Regions from separate parts of the Homo sapiens genome. Here regions 1 and 2 are each linked to region 3. A link is a contact called in ENCODE Hi-C or POLR2A ChIA-PET data. All regions are on one chromosome and are shown on one strand. Each heading gives the region's core, a stretch centred on a gene start or an enhancer-like site at or near the end of the contact. The rest is flanking DNA. Distances are from core to core; before and after follow the strand shown.

Region 1 (4,434 bases), core at 712-3,211, 120 kb after region 3:
GCCTCAGAAGTACTTCTACGCAGGGCTTTGTTATCTGAAATGGAGTCAGGTACATACACAGGAAACTGATTTGCGGGAGGGCAGGGCAATGACCTGGCTGTGGGGCTGAGAGCAGAGGATGGAGGGGCTGAGCCAGTGGAGACCAGGGTGACGGCATTCCCGGATGCAGGAGGGCTTGTGCAAAGCCCTGAGATGGGAGGAGCGGGTCATTCTTTTCTGGGACTGAGAAGCTGAGTGCAGAGTGAAGAGGAGAGAGGTCTGAGATGAGGCCGAAGGTGGCCAGCAGGGCCATACCATGGGGCCTTGTGGGTCACAATGGGGATGTTGACCTTTAAACGAAGAGCACTGGAGAGCCATTGACAGAATGGTGAAATTAAATGAGATGTATCACAGAACATTCTTAACCCATGGTTAGTGCTCAATAAATGTTGCTATTATTATCATCATTATTATTTTCTTACTTTCTCTACCTTCTAGGTGTCAGGTCAGAGAATTCCCTTGGATCCCAAAAGGGCCTGACTAGGCCGGGCCAGCTATGTTCCTTGACTAGGAAGGACCCCAGAACTAGCCCGACCGTTTTCAGGAAAGGGAGTGCAAATCCGGAGGGCATCTGCAACATGCCCCCAACGTCACCAGAGAGGCAGTGCTGGAACTTGAACCCAGGGCTCTGACTCCAGGCCCAGAGCTCCCTCACTCCATCCCCACTGCTAAAAGCAAGTCCTCATCACCTCTCTGCCCTGCCTGAAATCCTCGGTGGCTCCCCAGTGCCTCCAGCATGCCCCCAGCCTGGCATTCAAGGCCCCTGCTTGGGGTTATTTCTCTCTCCCTTCATGTGAACCCTAACCCAAAGCAAAGAGCACTGCTCCGCGATGCCAGAGGACACAAGGGCCCCTGCTCTCACACACCCCTGGTGCCTTCCTCACCTGGAATGCCGCCAATGGAGGCGTCCCTAAGGCCCAGGGTGCCAGCCTGTCCTCCTGTGTTAGTTCCCTATCTCTGCTGTAACAAATTTCCACAGACTTAGTGGCTTAAAACAATGTAAGTTAAAGGCCTGGTGCAGTGGCTTACACCTGTAATCCCAACACTTTGGGATGCCAAGGCGGGCAGATCACTTGAGGCCAGGAGTTTGAGACCAGCCAGGCCAAAGTAGTGAAACCTCATCTCTACTAAAAATACAAAAATTAGCCAGGCGTGGTGGCGGGTGCATGTAGTCCCAGCTACTCCAGAGGCTGAGGCAGAATCGCTTGAACCCAGGAGGTGGAGTTTGCAGTGAGCCAAGATCGTGCCACTGCATTCCAGCCTGAGTGACAGAGGGTGACTCCATTTCAAAAAAAAAAAAAAAAAAAAAGGAAAAGAAAAGAAAACATAACTTCATTATCTTACAGATCTGGAAGATGGAAGTGTGACATGGGTCTCACAGGGCTAAAGTCAAAGTGTCCACAGCAGAGCCTCGTTCCTTCTGGAGGCTCCTTCCGGAGAATCTGTTTCCTTCCTTTCCCAGCCTCTAGAGGCTGCCTGCATTCCTTGGCTTGTGGCCCCTTCCTCCACCTTCAAAGCCAGCAACGGAGGGCTGAGTCCTCACACTGCATCTCTCTGTTCTCTCTCCTGCCGCCTCCTCCTCCACACTGAAGGACCCTTGTGATCACAATGGGCCCCCAGATGATCCAGGATAATCTCCCTGTTTGAAGGTCGGCTGATTAGCAACCTTCATTCCATCTGCTACCTTATCCTTGGCCATGTCACCTGGCACCTCCATGCATAATCACAGGATTAGGATCTGGAGTGCGGGGAGACCCTTGTTCTGCTGGCCACACCTCCCCTCTTCCCTCACCGGAGCCTGCTCTGTCTCTCCTCAGCATCCTCTTCAGGCAGGTGCTCTCAGACAGACAACCAGGAAGTGCATGCCGCCCACGCTTCCGGGGAGGAAACAAAAGGTCCTCCCAACACACCTTTGGGGGTTGTTTTTGAGTTTGTAAAGGGCTTTCACACGCTTGAGGGTTAGTATTTGTTCTGCTCCACATCTGAGAAAGCTCATGTGAGAGAGGCCAAGTGGCTGGGCCGGGCTTGCAGGGTGAGGAATGAACTGTTGCTGGGCTCACCCCCAGGCCTGACCCCAGCGCTTCCCCTTCTTCCCCACTGAAACAGCCTCGCCTCCCCCAGTCCATCGTAATGGTTTTCCAAGGCCACTTCAAGTGAATCCTGTGGCCAATCTGCCCTTATTTCTGGCTTCTTGCCAAAAGTCATGAGGTCACACTTGAAAGACTTCCTCAAAGCCTGCAAGCCATCGTGCTGGAGGTTTCTGCTTGAATTAGAAGCAGGAATTGTTCCCCATATGCTGCCAATGGGGCTGTCAGAGGTGCAGGTTTCCAGGGGAGCTATTAGTCAATAAGTCTCAAAAGCCTTAAACAGGAGCACTCCTTTTACCCATCGGTGCCACAGGAAGCCATGGACAAAAGCGCAGAAATGTACATGCTAGGTTTGTGTCATAGCATCGTGTGGAAAGCAAAATATCCAAGCTACCCAAGATGTCCATCACTAGGGCCTCGATTCAATAAAATGCTGTAGCCAGGCGCTGTGGCTCACGCCTGTAATCCCAGCACTTTGGGAGGCTGAGGCAGGCGGATCACCTGAGGTCGGGAGTCTGAGACCACCCTGGCCAACATAGTGAAACCCTGTCTCTACGAAAAATACAAAAATTAGCTGGTCGTAGTGGCGCGTGCCTGTAGTCCCAGCTACTTGGGAGGCTGAGGCAGGAGAATCGCTTGAACCTGGGAGGTGGAGGTTGCAGTGAGCTGAGATTGTGCCACTGGACTCCAGCCTGGGCAACAGAGTGAGACTCCATCCCCCCACCACCCCCCCCCAAAAAAAAAATATATATATAAAATAAAATAAAATGCTGTATCCACTGTTGTAGCACTACACAGTCATTACAGATCTTTTTGTAATGCTAATCTTCTCTGTATCATTCCAATTTTTAGTATATGTGCTGCCGAAGCAAACACAACAAATCTCAAGGTAGATTTCCATTTACTGATGAGATACTGAGATAGCCTGGAACAAGGACACGAAAATTCCCCACTTCATTAGTCATCAGGGAAATGAGAATTAAAGCCAAAAGGAAATACATCTACATATCTATTAGAATAGCTAAATTTGGCCGGGCAAGGTGGCTCACACCTGTAATCCCAGCACTTTGAGGCTGAGACGGAAGGATCACTGGAGCCCAGGAGTTCGAGACCAACCTGGGCTGCATAGTGAGACCCCTGTCTCTCCAAAAAAAAAAAAAAAAAAAAAAAAAAAATTAGCTGGGCGTGGTGGTACAGCTACTTGGGAGGCTGAGGCATGAGGTTCGCTTGAGCCTGGGAGGCAGAGGCTGCAGTGAGCCAAGACTGAATCACCGCACTCCAGCCTGGGTGACAGAGTGAGACCCTGTCTCAAAAGAAAAAACAAAAGCAGGTTCTCTATGTACAGTTTGATTTCCTTTCTGGGGAAACAGAAGTGTGTGTGTATGTGTTTTCTGAGTAATGGGATCGGAGGTGAGGTAGGCTTTTTTCTTTAAAGTTTTCCGCATTTGCGTGATGCTTTTTTAAAAAATCATACATCTGCATTTATATTTATAATAAATAAAGCAATTTCCATTTTGTAAGAGGAAAAGAAAACAAGTGCCCCGAGCAGAGCCTGGCCCCTGCTGACCTCACGGAGGCTCCTCTTCCCTGGCTGGTCCTGTCCAGCCGGAGACGGGAGTTGACACAGACTCGAGGGCTTCCTGTGCTGTGGCAGCTGGGCTCTTCCCCAGGCGTGCAGCGGCTCCCAGGGCAGTGATGGGAGCCGCAGTGCAGATGCTTCCCGGAAGGCTCAGGGTCAGCCTCAGCTAGACCAGTAAATCACCCACTGGTGCCGGCCCTGGCTGTGCTGCCTGCCGCAGGGGTGGGAGCATTTCCTCTGCAGAGGCAGGGCCAGCATTTTGGGGAAATGCACAGCATGGTGCATTTGGAAGAGCGTGGAAGCCCACTCACAGTTAGCTTTGAGTGGTTGAGTAATTTATTTATGTATTTATTAAATTAATTAATTAATTAATTAATTTTTTGAGACAAAGTCTTGCTCTGTTGCTCAGGCCGGAGTACAGTGGTATGATCTCAGCTCACTGCAACCTCCACTTCCCAGGTTCAAGGGATTCTTCCACCTCAGCCTCACGAGTAGCTGGGACTATACAGGTGCCTGCCACCATGCCCAGCTAATTTTTGTATTTTTAATAGGGACGGGGGTTTCACCATATTGGCCAGGCTGGTCTTGAATTCCTGGCCTCAGGTAATCTGCCTGCCTCAGCCTCCCAAAGTGCTGGGATTGGCTGGGTGCGGTGGCTCACGCCTGTAATCCTAGCACTTTAGGAGGCCGAGGCGGGTGAATCACCTGAGATCAGGAGTTCGAGACCAG
Region 2 (4,961 bases), core at 1,954-4,453, 100 kb after region 3:
AAAAATAGAGTAAGAAAGGAAATACATGCAATGCTTAGTTATGAAAAATGGTTACATAAAAAACTTGGCCCGGCGAGGTGGCTCACGAATGTAATCCCGCACTCCAGCCTGGCAACAGAGCGAGACTCCGGCTCCGAAACAAACAAACAAACAAAAAAACTTATGTGAATACTGAAGAGTGATACCTCAATTTTAAAAATCACTCTTCTTCATAAGGCTGGGCATGGTGTCTCATGCCTGTAATCCTAGCACTTCAGGAAGCTGAGGCCGGAGGTTTGCTTGAGCCCAGGAGTCTGATATCAGCCTGGACAACATGGTGAGACCCTGACTTCACAAATATATATATATATATATATATTTTAGGTTCTCCTGCCTCAGCCTCCCGAGTAGCTGGGATTACAGGCATGTGCCACCATGCCTGGCTAATTTTTGTATTTTTAGTAGAGACGGAGTTTCTCCATGTTGATCAGGCTGGTCTCAAACTCCTGACCTCAGGTGATCCGCCCGCCTTGGCCTGCCAAAGTGCCGGGATTACAAGCGTGAGCCACCACGCCTGGCCCAAAAATATATTTTTTAAAAAATTAGCTGGGCACAGGGGCACGAGCCTGTAGTCCCAGCTACTCAGGTGGCTGAGGCAGGACGATTGCTTGAGCCTGGAAGGTTGAGGCTGCAGTAAGCTGTCATCGCATCACTGCATTCCAGTCTGGGAAACAGAGCAAGACTTTGTCTCAAAAAGGAGAATAAAAGGGACTGGGTGCGGTGGCTCACATCTGTAATCCCAGCACTTTGGGAGGCCGAGGCGGGCAGATCACAAGTTCAGGAGTTCGAGACCAGCCTGGCCAAAATTGTGAAACTCCGTGTCTACTAAAAATACAAAAATTAGCTGGGTGCAGTGGTGCGCACCTTTAGTCCCAGCTACTCGGGAGGCTGAGGCAGGAGAATCGCTTGAACCTGGGAGGCAGAGGTTGCAGTGAGCTGAGATAGCACCACTGCACTCCAGCCTGGGTGACAGAGCGAGGCTCCATCTAAAAAAAGAAAAAAGGAGAAGAAAAAACAAATAAAATACATACGTAGAGAAATGGACAAATCTGAGATGTGACTAGTGATTTAACTCTAAAAGGCCACATGACTTCCACAGTGGACGACTCCTCTTTCGTCGTACTGGGTGGTTGGTAGATAGCGGAGGGTAGACAGGCGACAGGGCTAAAACAAATCTGCCCAAAGATAGCAGCATGTGCTTATTATTTAGAAATATAAAATGTGTAAGTGCTGGAAAGAAACTGCTCACAGAGCCAAAAGTGGTTGCTTCTAGGGAGGCGGCGTGGGGAGATTGGGGAGGCAGACAGGAAACCACTGCATGTTATCTGCCTTTAGGGTAAGTTTATTTTGCTTTCCCTGCACGTATGCTATTTCACCAATTCTTTTTTTTTTTTTTTTTTTTTTGAGACAGAGTCTCACTGTTGCCCAGGCTGGAGTGCAGTGGCGCGATCTCGGCTCACTGCAAGCTCCGTCTCCCAGGTTCACGCCATTCTCCTGCCTCAGCCTCCTGAGTAGCTGGGACTACAGGTGCCCGCCACCACGCCTGGCTAATTTTTTTGTATTTTTAGTAGAGACGGGGTTTCACCGTGTTAGCCAGGACGGTTTCGATCTCCTGACCTCGTGATCCGCCCGCCTTGGCCTCCCAAAGTGCTGGGATTACAGGCGTGAGCCACCGTGCCCGGCCAAACTACAAAACACCAATTCTAAGATGCCAAAGTATTCACATTTTAACATCTTTCTTTCTTTACTTATTTATTTATTTATTTATTTTTGAGATGGAGTCTCCCTCTGTTGCCCAGGCTGGAGTGCAACGTCTGCCTCCTGGGTTCAGGCGATTCTCCTGCCTCAGCTTCCCGAGTAGCTGGGATTACAGGTGCCTGCCACCATGCCCAGTTAAGTTTTGTATTTTTAGTAGAGACACGGTTTCGCCATGTTGGTCAGGCTGTTCTCAAACCCCTGACCTCAGGTGATCCACCCGCGTTAGCCTCCCAAAGTGCTGGGATCACAGGAGTGAGTCACCATGCCTGGCCCATTTTAACATCTTTAAAATCAAGATAAATCTTTCTATAATCAGTGGTGCACCTGACCACTATAATTGGCAGTGTTTTCTCTGGACAGCACATGAATCATGGTGCATCTTACTATTGGTGATGCCTCAGATTCACTGATGTATGGTATTATTTTGATAAAGTGGAAATTATTTTAAAGAAAAAAATGAGCTAATTGCAACAGCTGCTATGTATTGAGCTCCTACTGTAAGTGTTCTAAGCACTGTAAATGTTCCCATTTAGTATTCTATTATTTATTTGTTGACTTAATTTTTAAAAAATTTTTGCCGAGCTGAGGTCTTGCTATGTTGCCCTAGCTGGTCTTGAACTCCTGGCCTCAAGTGATCCACCCACCTCGGCCTCCTAAAGTTCTGGGATTGCAGATGTGAGCCACCATGCCTGGCCTTCATTTAGTATTCTGAATAACCTTGGATTGTTATTCAAAAGTTTGAGATGAGGAAATGGCTCAGAGATGTTGAGTAACTTCCTTTAAGCCACCCAGCGAGTAAGTGATAGACGATAGTCCAAAACAAGGGGCTGCCTGCCTCCTGAGTGCACAGCTCGGCTTCTGTTTTGACTAGTTTGAAAGAACTCCATGTACTCCCCTCAGTTCTAAACACCCAGAGAGAAATGGGTGTTTGCTCACAACCACAGAGACACTAAGGCTGAGTTAGGCCGAGACATGGGCCTTTAACACCCAATCCAGTGTCCTTTTCTTGAACCTGGGCTCTCCCTTTCTTCCTGTCATCCTGACACTCAGGACATTCCTGAGAGCTGTATTGTAGCTCCTAAATGCAAGTGACACTTACAGGGCCCAGGTCGAGCCCTGGGAGGAGGGAAGGGCAGGGTGGCCCTTGCCTGTCCTGCTCATGTGAACCTGGTAGGTACTCGGCAAACCCGTGTCATGTGAACACAGCTGTGTCTGGGTCAGCATCTGGGCCAGGCTGGCCTCAGGCTGGAGCAACCTCAGAAGCCTCCACAGGAAAAGCCTGGGGCCACCACAGTGGAGGGATATTGTGTGGGAGGCCAGGGCCTTTCCAGAAGCTGTACTGCCATAGCAACCTGCCTCCTCTTGATGGTGTGTTTGCTTGGTAGGGCTGGGCTCGGGCAGAGGACCGCGGATGGATGTGGCAGCAGGGACGGGGGTAAAGCTGGCCAGGCCGCTCCACAGGCTTTGCCTCTTTTGGCAAATAATTGCCCCTGCCTCCAACACTTGTTGGAGTGCTCAGTACCTTGTCACTATTTATTGAGCACTGTTCCACCAGGCCTAACAACCCGTGCTATTCAGAAGCCCAGAGAGGTCAAGCCACGAATCTGCAGTCACACAGCCAGGAGCCTGTTGACTCCAAAGCCTGGGTGCCAACCTCTTACCGACACTACCTGTCCCATGATGCTCACATGTGTCCCATGGTACCTGTCAATGTGAGGCACCAGCCCCTTAAAGGGGAACCCACATCCTGTTTCTGGTTCTGCCTCAAAGATATGAATTTGCGATAATGAGGCATCGCAAGTTAATCTCTCATGCGAGGCCGTGCCTCCTCTTTCCTTCCTCTCTCGTCTGCCCCAGACACAGGGGCCACAGCAGCTCCTGCCTGCACATGGCTACGGTGCTCAGCATGCATGGTGCCTGCGGTGTTCCACACCTAGTGTCTCCGAGCCTCAGTTTCTTCTGCTATCAAATGGGAGGAAGAGGCCCGGCACGGTAGCTCATGCCTGTAATCCCAGCACTTTGGGAGGCTGGGGAGGGAGGATTGCTTGAGCCAAGAAGTTCGAGACCAGCCTGGGCAACATGGCGAGACCCCCGTCTCTACAAAGCATACAAAAATTAGCTGGGTGTGTAGCCTGCAGTCCCAGCTACTTGGGAGGCTGAGGTGGGAGGATTGCTTGAGCCCTGGAGGTCGAGGCTGCAGTGAGCTGTGATCATGCCACCGCACTCCAGCTTGGGTGACAGAGTGAAACACTATCTTAACAACAACAACAACAACAACAAACAAATGGGAGGAAGAGTAAGGCTGTGGCTTCTGTGGGGACTGGCAAGCTGATGTGTGCTCTGTGCCTGGCCCAGTGCCTGGTGAGAACCTAGGAGAAGGCTCTGGAGGTCGGGGACTTGGCTGTGATTCCTGGTTCTGTCACTGATCAGCTGTGCAGCCTGAGACAAGTCTCTGCCCCTCTCTGAACCTCAGTTTCCTCCTCTGTGTGATGGGGTGGTGGCCCTGCCCCACCTTTCATTTACCGAAGAAGGTCCAGGTGTGAGGCTAGCATTACTACGGTTCATCTCCACTTCTCAGCTTCCTTGACCCTCTCCTCCCACTGAAAAAGCCTATCTAGACCAAGACGGCTCTGTTCCCGAGGGCACTATGAATCCTTGAAGGGCCCAGCAATCACGGAATCCAACCCCTTCCTCTGCCAAATGCACATTTGAATCTGTTTCACCAGAGTGGTGTGATGAGAATTCCATGAGCTGATGCTTGTAAACTGCCATAGGGAACACCCCCTCCCACCTTTCACAGGTGAGCAAAGGGAAGCCAGCAAGGATGTTCCCTGCAGCTGGGTTTAGAATGGAAAGGTGCGGGCGTGGTGGCGTGCACCTGTGGTCCTCGCTACTTGGGAGGCTGAGGCGGGAGGATCACTTGAGCCCAGGAATTTGAGACTGCAGGAAGCTATAATCACACCACTACAACAGAGGGAGACCCTGTTTCTAGGAAAGAAAAACAGCCTGTGCAAGGTGGCTCACACCTGTAATCCTGGCACTTTGGGAGGTAGGGTGGGAGGATTGCTTGAGCCCATGAGTTTGAGACCAGCCTGGGTAACATAGAGAGACCCCATCTCTATGAAAAAAAAATAAAAAAAAAAAAACTTTATTTAAAAAAAAAA
Region 3 (4,630 bases), core at 2,131-4,630:
CAGATAAAATCTACCCTCAAACAAGAACATCTCACCAGCAGCTGGCGGTGGACAGGCAGGCATCCAGAGACTGGAGCAGATGTTTCTCAGCTCTGGCCAGTGAGTGCCCCTTGATCCCTGTGGCCCAGCCTGGAGCTTCCAGGGACCCAAGAGACCTTCCTTCCCAGGTTCCTTCTTGCTCTCCCTGCTCTGTCCTCTCCCCATGGCTGCCTCCCCTTGTGCCATGGCTCAGGGGGAATGTCCTTCCTATTCCCAATGGCCACCTTCTCGCCCTGATGGACACGTCTCCACCTGTTTCTCTGTGGAGTGTGAGCATCAGGAAACCCTCTGTGCTCCCAGCGAGGCTGCCGGTGAGTGGAATCTGGCTTTGGGAAGCATCTTGAGTGCAGGACACCAACAGCATCAGAAATTTCTGAACAGCACCTGCCTTCTAGCGTGTAACGAGGTGCCACAGGGAGAGCCCCAGTGCTTGGCACACTGTAGGCATGTAGCAGCTTTTCGTGGAACTAAGGGACAAAGGTGCGACTTGCAAGGACACAGTGGCTTTTCTTCTTTTAGGAGAGCCCAGAGGTGCTCCTTAGGCAGGCCAATAATGGGAGCTGAGTGAGGGGGAGGAGGAAGAGGGTGGCTTTGCTTCCCTGGGGTGGGGGGTTCTATTCCCTAATGGCCATTGGAAATCAGCATTCATACTTGGCAAGAAATAGCTAACCTCTACCTTGGGGAGCATAGGCTTGGAGAGGATGTGCCTACTGCAACCACTGGCTTTCAAAAGACTGGGCTTTCTTTGCTGATGCTGGATCAAACGTACTGAGACATGGCCACAGAAGCTCTGCTGCTTTATGGACATGAAAGGTGGGTGACAAAGCCCTGAAGAGGGGACTAGGGTATCCTAAATTCTGAAATCTGTCCCCAGATGCACAAGCCTCCACGTGGAAAAGGGAGAAGGACTGCTTGCATGGTGTACGGCCTTGGGTGCAGTGACGGATGGCGCACACCTGCCCCAGTGCCCTCCATTGAGGTTTGGAGCAGTGACCTCACCTCTGCACAGACCCACCTGCAGGGTGGGGGGATAGGACGGGGCTATCTCAAGTGTGGGGGGCACCAGGGCAGGGCACCTTGGAAGTATTGCCAGGATAACTAACTGAAGACCAGTGGTTAGGGCAGGGCAGCCCTGCCCCTGTTCTCTGTCCTGTCTCTCAGGAACTGGCGTGAGATGGGGAGATCAGGTGCACAGTGAGGGGCGTAGCTGTGGATTGAACATAGCATGGTCAGGCTTCTGTCTTTTATTATTTATTTATTCATTTATTTATGATATATCATAGTTGTACATACTTTGGGGGTACATGTGATACTTTGATACCTGTATGAAACATGTAATGATCAAATCAAGGAAATTAAGATCTTCATCACCTCAAACATTTATCTTTTTTGTGTGTGGGCGGCAAGCCACCCAGGCACCGAGGCAAGAGACAGAGGACACGAGCTCTTCCAGTATAATAAAATATAAAACAAGAATAGTTATACCAGATATAGATCTTAGATATGATTATATATGACTATCATTAATCATTAGTTTGTAGCAATTACTTTTTATTCCAATATTATGATAATCCTCGCTCTATAATCATAGCCTAGGAAAAACCAGGCCATACAGAGATAGGAGCTGAGGGGACATAGTGAGGTGTGACCAGAAGACAAGAGTGCGAGCCTTCTGTTATGCCCACACAGGGCCACCAGAGGGCTCCTTGGTCTAGCGGTGACGCCAGCATCTGGGAAGACGCCCGTTACCAGGCGGATCATGGTCCAGCAGTAGCAAAAGGTGTCAAGGAACAACACCTGCTACTTAGCAGACCGGGAAAGGGAGGGTGGGGGTCTCCCTTTCCCCGGGGGAGTTTAGAGAAGACTCTGCTCCTCCACCTCTTGTGGAGGGCCTGACATCAGTCAGGCTCGCCCGCAGTTATCTGGAGGCCTGTCTCCCTGTGATGCTGTGCTTCAGTGGTCACGCTCCTAGTCCGCCTTCATGTTCCATCCTGTACACCTGGCTCTGCCTTCCAGATAGCAGTAGTCAATTAGTGAAAATACTAATAGTCCCTGATATGCAGAAATAATGGCGTAAGCTGTCTTTCTCTTTGTCTCCTCTCCCTCTCTGCCTCCGCTGCCAGGCAGGGAAGGGCCCCCTGTCCAGTGGACACGTGACCCACGTGACCTTACCTATCATTGGAGGTGACTGACATTCTTTACCCTGCCCCTTCTGCCTTGTATCCAATAAATAACAGTGCAGCCAGACATTCGGGGCCACTACCGGTCTCCGCGCATTGGTGGTAGTGGTCCCCCGGGCCCAGCTGCCTTTTCTCGTCTCTTTGTCTTGTGTCTTTATTTCTACACTCTCTCGTCGCCGCACACAGGGAGAGACCTACCGACCCTGTGGGGCTGGACCCTACAGCGCCCTGTGTCACCTCGGCAGCTTAAGCACGTGCAACTGGTTGCTCTGTAAGCTGCTCACATTTGGCAAGGCTGCGAGGCCACACCAGCAAAGCCAGGTGGCTGGAGATGCTGACCCAGCAGAGCATCGCGCTCCCCGCCCCGGGCCAGACCCTCCTACTAAGCCCAGCAGGCCAAACACGGACCCGCCCCCCTCAAGTGCCTAGGTGTCCCCGGGGCCTGAACACATCAAGTTACATTTTGATGGAGTTAGAATCCGGAAAATCAAGAGTGTGGAAGATCAGGAGCAATTAATGTAAACAGGAGGAGGATGAAGCTGGGAGGAGCAGGAGCTAGCAAGCAGGAGCTAGCAAGCAGGAGCGTGAGAGTGGCGCTGGGAGAAGGCCTGGATAGGGATAGAGTAGAGCACAGAACATGGGGGTCACCCTCAACCACCCCTAAACACTCTAAGCTCGAGCAGTCCCTCAACTCCTGGTCTGTAAAGTGGCTGAAGGAAGTGGGTGGAGCAAAACCCATATGGGCGAGTGTCCCAGCAGCTGCCTCAGTTTCCCTATCTGTAAAACGGGGCTGGGGACCTGCAGCTCTCACGGGACTGGTTACCCGCTCGCGGGTGCTCGCCCTGCATCCGAGACAGCACCTACAACTCCAAACCCACTCGGGGCGGGTCGAGGTGGGCCCTTCGGTCCCTTCGAAGCCAACATCCCGATTCCCCTTCCCGGGAAGGCACCCCCGGAAACGCCAAGGTCGCTCCAGCAGTCTCCTCGGGTCACCCGCTTCCCCGAAGCCGTCGTCCTCGCCTTCCGCTCTCGTCTTCACCGGCATACTCAGGTCCCCGCTGGGGACTGACACTGCGGGCTCGGTCGCCGCAAGGACTGGAAGGAAGGTGGAAGATGCGGGGCGAAAGCGGAGCGAGAAGAGTGGGACGCGGCGGAGCAGCAGAGCCGGGACTCAGAGCTCCCCCCTCGCCCCGCCCCTCTCCCCGCCCACTCTGCGAGTCCCGCCCCCTCTCGGGCGCCGGGCGGGGCCATCCCGGGGCTGTCCGCGGAGACGCCTATGCGGTGGAGGCTCCGGGCTTCAGCTAGGGCGGGGGAGCCCAGCAGAAGGACCGAGCAGCCTGGCACCCCACTTTGCCATCCTCTCCCTGGAAATCTCGGGGTCGGCGGGCCGGCCGCTTCGCGTGGGCGAAATCAGAGACACGTGGTTTCCAAGGCCCCTTCGGGTTCGGGAAAATTTTATGGTTCGGGTCACAGTAGGAAGCGGACAATGAGGCGGGAGGGCAGAGAGAACCGCAACACCTGGTGCCGGGTCGGGTCGTTTCCGGGGCTTTCAGTGGCCGGAAGTCGCGGCGCCTGTACTGACTCTAGGAAGGGCTGGAGTTGTTTTGAATGGGCGCCCGTAAGAGAGGTGGGCAAGTACGTGTTACAGACGGCCACGCCGCCCTTTAGGCGGTCAAGGTGGGGCGAGGAGACGTTCGCCCCCCTGCAGTCGGCCGGGTCACTACCCAAGAGCCTTTGGAGGCGGAAGCATGGAACGGTCTGCAAACGTTCCCGAGCGGGCCTCTGCGGCTCTGGCGGGCGTTTCGAACTTGGGCGCCGGGCACACGCCCAGTCCCGAGAGCGCTGAGGGTTCCCTTAGCGTCGCCCTCACCCCGGCCAACCCGCGGGGCGCCAGAGTCCTGGCCCTTTAAACGCCGCGCGTGCCTCGGCGTCTTCGTTTCGCGCGCCCGCCCGCGGCGCCGGCGGAGCGAACATGGACCCGGCTGCGCGGGTGGTGCGGGCGCTGTGGCCTGGTGGGTGCGCCTTGGCCTGGAGGCTGGGAGGCCGCCCCCAGCCGCTGCTACCCACGCAGAGCCGGGCTGGCTTCGCGGGGGCGGCGGGCGGCCCGAGCCCCGTGGCTGCAGCTCGTAAGGGGAGCCCGCGGCTGCTGGGAGCTGCGGCGCTGGCCCTGGGGGGAGCCCTGGGGCTGTACCACACGGCGCGGTGGCACCTGCGCGCCCAGGACCTCCACGCAGAGCGCTCAGCCGCGCAGGTAAGGCCTGGCCCGGCCGGGGATGGGGATGCTGATCAGCGCCGAACTCGGGACTCCTGGGAACCCGCAGGGTCAGGAGTTGCCTCTGCCTGCTTGTGACCTTGGGCGAGTGACTTGGTCTGAAGTCTCCGAACCCTCTGTATTCTTTTGTGTAAAATAG

The links. Hi-C counts contacts between places; a loop is a spot of excess contacts on that map. ChIA-PET counts read pairs that join two places held with the same protein, here RNA polymerase II (POLR2A). Pooled maps may share reads with other maps.
Region 1: a pooled map shows a loop between it and region 3 (4-fold over the local background). The contact joins the enhancer-like site here to the promoter of PTGES2-DT in region 3. A Hi-C loop is called at or near these places in 7 of 50 pooled maps. POLR2A ChIA-PET finds 5 or more read pairs at or near these places in 4 of 52 experiments (B cell, activated B cell, activated CD4-positive, alpha-beta T cell and 1 more).
Region 2: a pooled map shows a loop between it and region 3 (4-fold over the local background). The contact joins the enhancer-like site here to the promoter of PTGES2-DT in region 3. A Hi-C loop is called at or near these places in 28 of 168 maps with a recorded cell type or tissue (B cell, CD4-positive, alpha-beta T cell, CD4-positive, alpha-beta memory T cell and 22 more), 17 of 37 single-sample maps with no recorded cell type and 30 of 50 pooled maps. POLR2A ChIA-PET finds 5 or more read pairs at or near these places in 5 of 52 experiments (H1, WTC11, activated B cell and 2 more).

The regions. Positions count from the first base shown.
Region 1 is chr9:128,005,503-128,009,936 of GRCh38, reverse strand. No RefSeq gene overlaps it. Among named protein-coding and RNA genes, the nearest start is that of EEIG1, 27 kb to the right of the region's middle. RefSeq lists enhancers at 1,708-1,767, 2,068-2,307. Within about 2 kb of position 1,961, at least 25 of the 41 ENCODE cell types and tissues checked have a DNase peak (open chromatin) inside an H3K27ac peak, as active enhancers do; they include B cell, where a contact is called at or near this core.
Region 2 is chr9:128,025,058-128,030,018 of GRCh38, reverse strand. No RefSeq gene overlaps it. Among named protein-coding and RNA genes, the nearest start is that of NAIF1, 40 kb to the left of the region's middle. RefSeq lists an enhancer at 1,118-1,287. Within about 2 kb of position 3,203, at least 10 of the 41 ENCODE cell types and tissues checked have a DNase peak (open chromatin) inside an H3K27ac peak, as active enhancers do; they include B cell, CD4-positive, alpha-beta T cell, CD8-positive, alpha-beta T cell and 1 more, where a contact is called at or near this core.
Region 3 is chr9:128,127,279-128,131,908 of GRCh38, reverse strand. PTGES2-DT (PTGES2 divergent transcript) reads right to left here and starts at 3,380. Exons shown (of 1, transcript NR_024425.1): 1 at 1,275-3,380. PTGES2 (prostaglandin E synthase 2) reads left to right here and starts at 4,180. Exons shown (of 7, transcript NM_025072.7): 1 at 4,180-4,470. The coding sequence starts at 4,192. RefSeq lists silencers at 3,170-3,279, 3,310-3,509, 4,150-4,439 and enhancers at 3,820-3,939, 4,580-4,630.